Regions from separate parts of the Mus musculus genome. Here region 2 is linked to region 1. The links are chromatin loops, found by intact Hi-C in ENCODE. Cell type or tissue: heart. All regions are shown on one strand. Each heading gives the region's core, and the rest is flanking DNA. Links, peaks and the distances in the headings are about the cores only.

What was found. A loop is a pair of places that touch in the nucleus more often than their neighbours do. Peaks named below come from ENCODE experiments on the same cell type or tissue, not always from the same donor. Only the 100,000 strongest peaks of a DNase experiment are listed, where the experiment ranks them.
Region 2: a loop joins it to region 1, with 2.2 times the contacts of the local background. A loop is called at or near these places in 2 of 42 quality-filtered maps.

The regions. Positions count from the first base shown.
Region 1 is chr9:49,482,325-49,487,695 of GRCm38, reverse strand. Ttc12 (tetratricopeptide repeat domain 12) reads left to right here and starts at 1,471. Exons shown (of 22, transcript NM_172770.3): 1 at 1,471-1,550; 2 at 2,954-3,026. The coding sequence starts at 2,969. In heart, for the core only: a CTCF peak has its summit at 2,281; a DNase peak (open chromatin) is centred at 1,645; H3K4me3 peaks cover 1,796 bases; H3K27ac peaks cover 678 bases.
Region 2 is chr9:49,384,569-49,389,939 of GRCm38, reverse strand. All of the region lies in intron 1 of Drd2 (dopamine receptor D2), which reads right to left. Among named protein-coding and RNA genes, the nearest start is that of Gm46111, 24 kb to the left of the region's middle. In heart, for the core only: no CTCF peak of the experiment used is centred there; no DNase peak of the experiment used is centred there; H3K4me3 peaks cover 406 bases; H3K27ac peaks cover 1,075 bases.

The DNA.
Region 1 (5,371 bases), core at 96-5,095:
TATGAATCAAAGGTAGACTGGGTTCTGTGAATGCTCACACAGGCCTCCATTGGCTAACTGCTGGGTGGGTGGGGGGGCATAGTCAATGAGTCACACTCGGGTTATTGAAGGTTCTTGTTCACAGTTGCTTATCTGTATACCACACTGGCCATATCAAGTTACCAGGGCACAAAAGTAAAATCTACATAGGCCTGGACAAAAGAGCATGAGACTCTTTGCTGCCAGGTGACTGACTTTCTGGGGTCACTTAGGACTTCTGACCAATCCGAGGTAAGTTTGGTGGCACACACCTGCCATCCCAGCACCCGAGACAATAGGATCACCTTGAGCTCGAGGACACCCTGGGCCACAAAGTGAATTTTGGGCTATGCAGGGCCACAGAAAGGTATAGCATCCAAAACACACACACACATACACACACACACACACACACACACACACACACACACACACAGACCAGCTAAAGAAGCAAAGTGAAACAAAACAAAACCCTAGTAATCTATCAAGTGTAAGATTTGTCCCCGCAAAGTGGCTTGTGACTGTACCACTGTAATCTTACTCTTCAGGACAGATGGCCCTTGGAAGCCTGATGCAAACTGTCAACTCTCTTATCCTTTCTCCATCCGGAATAGCATACTTGACAGTTTCTGTAGGCACATTTGCTCATCTAAGTCCACGTGCTAGAAACAAAAAGACAAAACAAAGGCAAACCTCTGGTCCTAAGGAATGGGAACTAGTCCTATAACACATGGGCTTATGGGACTGGGGAGGGCAGAGCTGCACTCCATAGCAACAGGAATGGAAGCCGTCAGACAGAAAGAGCTTCTGAAGACGCACCAGCCAGCCAGTCTGTGGCTACTGAGCATCACTATCCAAGGCAGTCCTGGGTGCAAGTGAGTCTGTCCCTTCTTCGGCCAGTAGTTCTGGAACTCCCATCGCCTCTTCTTACCTGGGTTCTTGCCTGGCCACTGGCTAGCCTCAGGCACTTTTTTGTAGATTCTGGTTTTGACTGATCTACATTACCCACATTTTAGAGCTCAGGACTCACCACTCTTCCATTCCCTGTGATGTGCTCTCTCTACCCTAAATCCTACTGTTGTTTGTATATCACTCACTTCTGTAGCTAGATAGGATCCAGCCCCCTTAACCATAGCTTTGTCGGAAAAGTGTCGTTTTTCCATTTCATTTACGAGAAAAATTGAGAATCAAAGAGACGGTACTGCCTTGGAGGCCATACATTGGTCATTAAAAACAAACCTGGACTCACACCGAAGTACGCTGGATGGAGCCTTTACATTATGGGACTAAAGATATGAAACCAACTGGGAGAACCCTCGCGGCTCCAGAGTGGAAGGGCTTTCACTGACGTTGCTTTAGCGACCAGCCGGCACCAACTTGCTTCTGGGTGGGACATCCCAGCTTCAAACGGGGCAGCGCGTTCTTTGGGTCACGAGAGGCCCCGCCCTCTCCAAGGCCCCGCCTCTCCCCAGCGAAAGCCAGTCACAGCCTGTCCTCAGCTTCCACTTCCCGTCCGATCCTGGGCACTAAAGGTCAGTCTAGCCGGGTGGCCGTGGGGAATCTATCTTGGAACTGTTCCTGGCCTGGGCTTAGAGTTGACAGAGGCCACTGACTCGGGCCCTGAGTTTGATCCAGTACCAGCTGCAGGCTGAGACCAACCCTGGAAGCACAGGGCCAGGACGCTGGGGAGCGGTTGCCTGGCAACAGTACAGCTGTCCCCGCCCTCCCTCCATGGAGTTGTGTAGTACCGAAGGGTGGGGCTCGGGTGTGGGTCCTCCACCCCACCGCCGCTCTGCTCCTTTCCAGGGAGCCTTGGCTCTGCGTTCCTGCTGACCCTTCTGGCTTGGGTGTACTGTTCCAGAAAGACTGGCTTTCTCCGTCCATGAAGCGCCTGGTTCAGGCCAGCCTGTAGCTCTGCACGAGTTAATTCCCTCCTCCACCCCCCACCTCACCCCCACCCCCACCCCCGATGTGAATCTCATTCCTAGGGAGTGTTAGCTGTTTGAGCCATATGCCAAGGCTGTTTTCTAGATAAAAGAAGCCTGACTAATCACGCATCCACGTTCAGGGTGCTACAGTCAGACCCGTGGTGTCCTCTGGGTTCGCATTATGATTTCCATAACGTAGACGGAGAAACTGGGACTCACGGGCTAATTGTGCATGTCAAAGTTTTAGTTCGCAGTTGTCTGACTGCACTACCAAGCCGCCTGTCTGCAAGCTGGAACCACAGTATAGTGTATTTAAAATATGCATACCTAGGGGGCGCTCCCAAACGAGCTGCGGCTCGCTGTGGGCCAAGGCTGGGGAAGTTTATCCTTCTGGTGATCTTTAGGTTGTGTGGATACGCCTTTGGGTACCTCCGAGGTTATCATGTAGTCTTCACATTCAAAATCAAGTGTAATAAAGCTAATGTACTTGGTAGAGTACTGAAAAGCAGACGCTGGTGCACTGTGGCACCTCCTCTTCATCCTCAGAAACAGGGCGGAGGCAACGGTTTTAATGGAGTGTGGACATGTTCATGAAGGTAGTCTTCTCCCTACTTATCCTGTGCTTTGCCTGGCCCAAGCTTCCGACTAGGCACACCTGTCATGGCCAAAGTTGGAAGACCACACTCGTCCCCCAGCCCTGGCAATAAGTCGGCTCCTCTCCCAGCTTCCTTTGCCATCAGGTCCCTAAATCACAGTGGTTGGTGGTTAGCTTTGGAGGAATTATTGTAGAGCATTTCCCCCCAGCAGAGGCAGGGCTGGCAGCTCTCCGGAAGTGTGGCCACAAATAATAACTGTCCCTTGGCCTTAAACAGCAGTCAGAGGGAAATGGCTCACCCTGCTGTTATTCACGACATTTACAAACACTTAGTCTTAGACAGATAATAAGCCCGATGGTTCTGTTTAGTGTTTTATATTATTAATTTCATAATTTATACTGCCTCCCTTAGAGATTTGTGTCTGCGATGGCTGATGATCAAGAGAGAGACTTGCAGAGATTTCTGGAAAATGTGGATGAAATAAGTAAGTCGCATTAAGTCACAGGCTGAGTTCTGCCTTGGAGCGGTGAAGTGGGTGAAGAAAAACGAAGTTAGCTCCCTGGCTTGTTTGACAGGTTTATGACTCTCAAGGAAAAAAAATGTAATTGAAATTAAACAGAAGGCTATTGAGGTCTCAGTTACAGCCTTGGGGCAGTATTTTCTGGCTGTTAATTGGTATCATAGAAGTTATCATGGTCTAACTGAAGTTCAGGCTGACGGCTCTCCTCCAAGCACCTTTCCTGGTTGCCAGTGAGTCTGTCTGTTCCCTTTGAGATCTATTGAGAGCCTACTTAGTCATCTGTGTTCCTCTTGTAGGCAGGGGACATGAGTCTGTGGCTTTCCCTTCAGATATGTCAGTTACGTGAATGGCTTATGAGTTTCATCCTCTTTCTCAGCACCCCCTGACCCAAGAACACCCTTCCCAAGTTCAAAGAGGTAGAACTTAAGAGAATGTCCATTGAGCCATGCAGCACATTGAAGAGACTCCAAACCAGTCTATCCCTGTCCCAGCTTTAGGGAGCTTGTTTGTAGCTAAAAAGAGTGCATGTGCACACGCACACACACCTTATTTAGCAAGTAGGAATATGTTAAATTGGCAGGCTGTATGGGTGAAAGAGAAACAAAACAGATTTAGAAATAAGGTAACCTCCTGGGGATAAGTAATTGGGTATCCAGTTGTGCCCGCACCAGCCTTCCCTGAGCTCCTTCCTGAATGCTTTTGTGGCCTTGGTACACTGCTATCTTCATGTGAACCCACCTGCCTGCTGGCCTCTATATTGCCTCCCTGCCTTTCTTTCAGAGTCTCGGGCTCTATGGTCAATTGCCAAGGCTACCACCATGCTTCCATCCTAATGTGTCCGGAATTGAGTCATCCCCTCTCACTTTTTCTCCTCTCCCCTTCCTAAACCAAACTCCTCTCTCTGCTGTCTCCTGGTCTCAGCTGGTGGCACTGCCACCCACAAATCTCCAAGTCAGTGGGACTCCTCCCACCTTTCCATCTGTGTCCAATCAGCCTTCAGCTTTGGCTCCCCTCACCCCACCGCCCTGTCCGGCTTCTCTGAGGCGCCCTCTGTTCTGGTTCCTCTCTGCAGACTCTCTTAACAACTTGTAATCGTTGTTTCTGCCGCCAGGCCCACACTCCCCACAGAGTAATGTATCTAAAATGCAGATCTGGCCAGACACTTCTCTGCTTGTGTTCTTCTTAGTCACAATGACTCAGGAGCTCTCATCGGACTAAGTCCTCACGTGACCTTCTCCCCGAGCCCCCTCATCTCTCCACATCTCATGCGTGAGCAGCAACAAGCGGCTTGCAGTTTACTTTTGTCTTGGTTAGGGTTTTACTGCAGTGAACCGACACCATGACCAAGGTAACTCTTATAAGGACAACACTTAATTGAGGTTAACTTACAGGTTCAGAGGCTCTGTCCATTATCTTGAAGGTGGGGAGCGTGGCAGAGCCCAGGCAGGCATGGTGCAGGAGGAGCTGAGAGTTCTACATCTTGTTCCGAAGGCAAGCAGGAAAAGCCTGGCTTACTGGCAGCTAGGATGAGGGTCTTACAGCCCACACCCACAGTGACACACCTACTCCTACAAGGCCACACCTACTTCAACAAGGCTAGCCCTAGTAGTGTCACTCCTTGGGCTAAGCTGAGTTCAGTGTTGAAAACAGATATTAAAAAATTAATTTCAAGGTGATATGTGGAAGGAAGAGAGAGTTGAAAAAGTGCAGAAGAACCTAACCCAGTTTAGGTAGTTGTATTAGTCTCATGAGACTATCACAAAATACCAGAAGCTAGATGAATTAAAATTAAAAATGTATTTTATCACTGCTCTTGAAAATAGACTGTAAGAACAAAGAGGTGGGGTTCGAGGATTAGCCTAGGGTCCCTGACCAGCAAGCCCCAGGGATCCACCTGTGCCTGCTTTCTCTGCACCAGGATTGCAGATGTACTGCCACATGCAGCTTTTTACAGGGGTGTTGGGGATCAAACTCGGATGCTCAGATTCGTGTGCTGGCAAGCATTTTACCACGAAAGTTTTCTCCCCAGCTTCTTCTGTATACCTTTCTTTGGGGAATTTTTTTTTTCTTTTCCAGTGAGTAGGGATCTTCATGTACCTAAATCTCCCTTTACCACTCAGGGAAAGCAGAGAGGTGGTCAGACCCAAGTCAGAGCTTACGAGGAAACGTACCTCTCCTGATCAGTCACTGTCCCAGGTTGAGACCCAGGGAACGGAGCAGTGGGACCTGCATATGCACAGGTCCACTCACACTGCAGCATCTCCCTTTTCTCCATCAGAGCCTTCTCCCAGCCATGGAAGTCCAGGCAG
Region 2 (5,371 bases), core at 84-5,083, 98 kb after region 1:
AGGAAGGGGATGATGCCCTTTCATGGCTGACTCCTGCCTCTGTGCCTTCTGCTCTCTGTTCCAGGGAGCACAGAGCTGGCAGGTGGGGGGAAGAGCACCTTCAGTGTTTCGTGAACCCAGGCTGCCTGTTTCCTGTGCTTTCCTCAGCTTCTCGTGTGCTGCCTCCTCTGAAGTTTGGCACTTGAAGGAATCTAATTGTCTAATTAAAATTTAACAATCCCTTATCAGGCTCGATGGCGGGTGAGACACTGCTGTCTTAAACACATCAATTTTTTTCTTCTTCTTCTTCTTTTCTAAGACTTTAAGCATTTCAATGAAAAAAAAAAGTAAAGAGGGGGGAGAATTTCTCATTTACATGTCAAAAGCAGCTTGGTGGAGTGATTTGCTGGAGATGGAGTGAGTAGGTAGGGTGCTCTTCTTCAGGGCTCCTGGCAACCCAAGCCAACGCCTCCCTCCTCTAGGTAGAGGGCCAGGCTGTGGTTCAGGGATGGCTCTTTCTCTAGAGCCTACAAACTCTTTCTAGGAAAGCAGTGTGGGACGAGGATTGGGAAGGGACGAGGCTCTCCCATCAAGTGATTCGTTCTTGACCTAAAGGCAGCTTCAGCCTGGGGGGGGGGGGCAGGTTGAAAGACCTCACACTAAGAGTCCTAAGTGGAGCATCTTCCAGGGGTTTACTACCAGGCTTGTACCCCAAAGGTACCCACCACTGAGATCCCCTAGATCTAGACTCCAAGAACCTGGAATGATGGCTGGAGACACTAGCATTATCTAAATGGCGGGGTTTCTTAAATCCTGGGCTGAGAGTCTAGGGTGTCTGTGCAAAGGATAACGAAAGATGAAGCAATGTTAGGATTGTGCAGAGCCATGGCAAGGGATGGTGACAGGCCTGGGGCATGTGTATGCAGTCATCTCCAGGCTGACCCCCTCCTCACCCCTGAACATCTTTCTCAACACCCAAACCTAGGTACACTGAGAAACTGGGTCCTTCTCTGGTGTCAGCAAGTCACATCTGAGTGAAGAATTTGGAAGGAAAGATGCTCTGTGGTTTGGACCTTAGAAGTCCCCCAAGATTGCCCCCCCCCCCTGTGTACTGATTAATGCCTTACTCCCCAGGTTGGCATTACTGGGAAGTGGTGGCAATGTTAGGAGGCAGAGCATGTGGGAGGTCTCCAAGCACTGGGTGAGCCCTCAGAAACTCTGACCCTTCCTTGTCCTCTCTCTGCCTCCCAGCTGATGTGAGGAGAGCACAGCTTCCTCCACCAGATTCCTAACATGATGTGCCACCTCCACACAGGAGCCCAGATAACAGAACCAAAGGCCTGCCATCTTCCTCTCTAAACAAACCCTTCCACCTACAGCCATAGGAAGTTGGTGTTACTCTTGGGCTCCAAACTAGCCCACTCCACAGGCTCAGCATCACTTTGGGGTAATGGGTCTATACTATTTAGATACCTAGTCTAGCAGAGGCCTTCCTTTCCACGACCTGACCCACCATTTTGGGGTGATCGAGATTTCTGTAGAGGAAGTAGAAGAGACTACATGCTGACAGCATATGGTTATGTCTCCCAACTTCTGACGCTCCCCACCCCACCTCTGACATAGGTCATTCAACCTCACACCTCAGAGCATAGCAGCAAAGCCCATCCCTTGCTGCTAAGGCCTCCTTTAAAAGTGTAATGAAAGGATAGACCATCCAGAGACTGCCCCACCCGGGGATCCATCCCATAATCAGCCACCAAACCCAGACACTATTGCATATGCCAGCAAGATTTTGCTGAAGGGACCCTGATATAGCTGTCTCCTGTGAGGCTATGCCAGTGCCTGGCAAATGCCGAAGTGGATGCTCACAGTCATCTATAGGATGGAACACAGGGCCCCCAATGGAGGAGCTAGAGAAAGTATCTAAGGAGCTGAAGGGGTCTGCAACCCTATAGGTGGAATAACAATATGAACTTACCAGTACCCCCTGGAGCTCGTGTTTCTAGCTGCATATGTAGCAGAAGATGGCTTAGTCGGCCATCATTGGGAAGATTGGCCTCTTGGTCTTGCAAACTTTATATGCCCCAGTACAGGGGAACGCCAGGGCCAAGAAGTGGGAGTGGGTGGGTAGGGGAGCAGGGCAGCAGGAGGGTATAGGGAACTTTCGGGATAGCATTTGAAATGTAAATAAAGAAAATATCTAATAAAAAAAAGTGTGGGAAAGCCAAGAAGAATTTCTAGCCTTCTCACCTTCTGGCTGTCTGCCCTGCCTTCCTGGAACCAGATGTTCAGCATCAACTCAAGGGCCTATCACATTCAAAGTCCAGCAGCCCCTACCCTTGGACTGTCTTCCCAGCCCTTCTCCAGGGAAGGTAGCCTAACGCTTTTATCACAGCACATTGCTTCCAGCATCTCCAGATGCAAGGAGGTCGTTATTCGCCTAATGATTTGGTATCCATGCATCTCATCAAATGCGAGCAACTTGCTAAAAGGATGGCTTCTACCTTGTCTGCTCTGGGTGCTTACCTCTCTACACAGAGTCTGGCAATAATAGGTGATTCACAAATGAGGAGACATCTGTGGAGTTAGTAGCTCATGCAAGGGTAAGGCCAGTAGGCACTGGGCTCTGGGCTCTGGTGCTTACCCACCTTGTCATAGTCATGTCCCTTGGATCCTTCTCCTTGGGGACTACACTCCTGAGAACTTGCCTGGCTTTCTGGCATTCTGGGCCCCAGCGACAGAGGCCTAGCTGTCAGAGTCCTTCTGGGGTATCCCTGAAGTATACACTGTAGCACCCAAAGTTATAGTAATAGGAATGGAGTGTGCAGGTAGGAAGGGGATGGAGCTGAGTCCAAGATAACTTGCATCCTGTAGAAAAGGAGCCCATAGCTGGACTCTGGGCTACTGAAGGCCAGGGTACCCAGGGTCTCCTAGCCTCTTCATTAGTGCCCCACTGAAGAAGTAAAGTTGTCCCCAGAGCTATCACCTCAGAATGGTGCCAGGTAGGATGTTAAAGCGTTCCTGAGATGAACTGAGAGCCAGCTTATCTGTGGAACATGGAGAGGAGTTTGGGCTCAGCACACACAGCTCCTTGCTCAGTCACAGAGGGACCCCTGACTGAGAATCTTCTGGAAGAGAAGGGAGCTGAATGTGTCTGACTGTAAGGGCCATTTCTGTCCCCCAGCTGTAAGTGGCTAGCGTGTCTTCTCTGGGACTTTCATCCTTGGCATACGTCCCTGTTTGTATTCGTCTCAAGGTGACCAGGTGTCACAGGGACATCCAGATGACCCTGGCAATGTGGCTGGTCCCCCAGGAGACCCAGGCAGCAGTGGACTGATGTCAGAGCTCTGTCATCTGCCCTGGTTGCAGGCCCGAGGTCTGCATCATAGTTAGCCAGCACCTGGAGTCTCAGTAAAGGGAAGCAGGCATGTGTGGCTCCCAGTCTCATCCCTGTGGATTTTGATGGCTCCGTAAAAAAAAAAAAAAAAAAAAAAAAAAAAAAGTCTCTGCACAAACTGTCAAAGTGTCACACATTAATTAACTGTTAGCTGAGTGACTCAGTGTGGGGAGGGGCGGGGAGAAAAGCTTCAGTTGGTGCTAAGCGAGGTACCATTCAGCACGCGCCCGCCTTTTGATTAAAAATCTTCACAGTGCGAGGGAAGGGGCAAATCTCCGGGGCAGCTCACGTGTATTGACAGGTGGGATGCAGGCGGAGGGGGTGGGGCCCAGATCCCCCTCTTTGAGAAAGGGAACACGGAGAGGAGGGTGAAGCCTCTGGAAACTGTTCTGAGTTAAATCAGAAAGGATCCCACAGACTGGCTGTTCTTTGTCTCTGTCTCTGTCTCTGTCTCTCTGTCTCTCAGTCTCTCTGTCTTTCTCTCTGTCTCTCTCTCCCTCCCTTCTCCCCTCCCCCTTCCTCTCTTCTCCCTTCTTCTCTCCCTCCTCCCCTCCCAGTCCCTCCATTTGTCTCCCCCACCACCAAGAAAAGACCTGGGGAGGTGAGTCTGGTTTTTTCCCAAGGGGGCTGGGCTAGTCACCTGAGCTCACCATGCAGACAGACCAACCCCCCTCCCCGCCCCCCTCCCCCCTCCCTGGAGCTGAGTCTCGCCTCGGACAGGCCTCCTTGACCTTTACTTTAATTTCAGGACAGAATTGAGAAAACACGCTCTTGAAAGTCAAGAGGGAAACAAATCCTGAGCCTTATTGCTCTAGAAAGAGGGAAAACAGTCCTGGCTATTTGGCAGAAACTTGTTTTGCTTTATGAAAAAGCAGCCCTGTTCTTTAAAAAACACACACACACACAGACTGCATAGCCTGGATCCCGTGGTTTCAGTGGAGAAAAAAAAGAGCAGGATTGCTTGCTATCTTGCTGCTGCTCGGAACATTCAGGAAGCAGTTCTTCCCGACCTCTCATTCCTAGGATGCAGCAAGAGAGGCCGAGGGCCGTTTCTGTCCCAGGAAAAGGAGAAAGAACCCCTCCTGCAACCGAGTAGATAAGCCAAGCAAGACTGAACTTTGTGACTCCCAAATAAATAGCAACTTAGTTTCAAGACCTCAAAGAGCAATTGACAGTAAGCCTGACCAAAGGGGACTACAAAATCCAGAAAGCAGAACACGCTACAAGGCAAAGGAAAAAAAAAAAAAAGAAGAGAGATAAAGTCCAAGGCAACAAGCAAACAAAACAAAAGACAGAGAAGCATCTAAAATAGAAGCCACTCCAGTGCTGCGTTAACCCGTTACAATGTGTGAACATACGTGGGTTCTGACTCAAAGAAACCAGCTCTTCAAAGTCCATGACATTTCAGAGACAATTGAGAACCTTGGTAGGAGATTTTTGATATTAGGGTCATGAGTAATATTTGTTAGTTGCAACAAGGGTGTTCTGGTTGAATTTTTTTTTTTTTTTTAGAAGCAAGGTCCCAAATAGCCCAGGCTGGTATCAAGGTCACTGTATAGCTGAGGATGACCTTGAACTCCTGACCTTTCTGCTTCTACCTCTCACGCACTGAAGTGGCAGGCGTGTACCACCATGCCCGGCTACACTCAGGTTAACCTTTGAAGAGCTCTTAGGTTCTGGAGATACACAATGAAATGTTTATAGATGAAGTTCCATGATGTCTGAGATTTATTTGAAAATGCTATGAAAGCGGAGGTGTTGTGTGAATAAAAGTGGCCATAGTTGAGGTTGAAAGTAGATGATGTGGGCCGGAGAGATGACTCAGCGGTTAAGAGCACTGACTGCTCTTCCAGAGGTCCTGAGTTCAATTCCCAGCAACCACATGGTAGCTCACAAACATATGTAATGGGGTCTAATGCACTCTTCTGGTGTGTGTCTGAAGACAGCTACAGTGTACTCATATAAATAAAAATAAATAAATCTTAAATAAAAAGA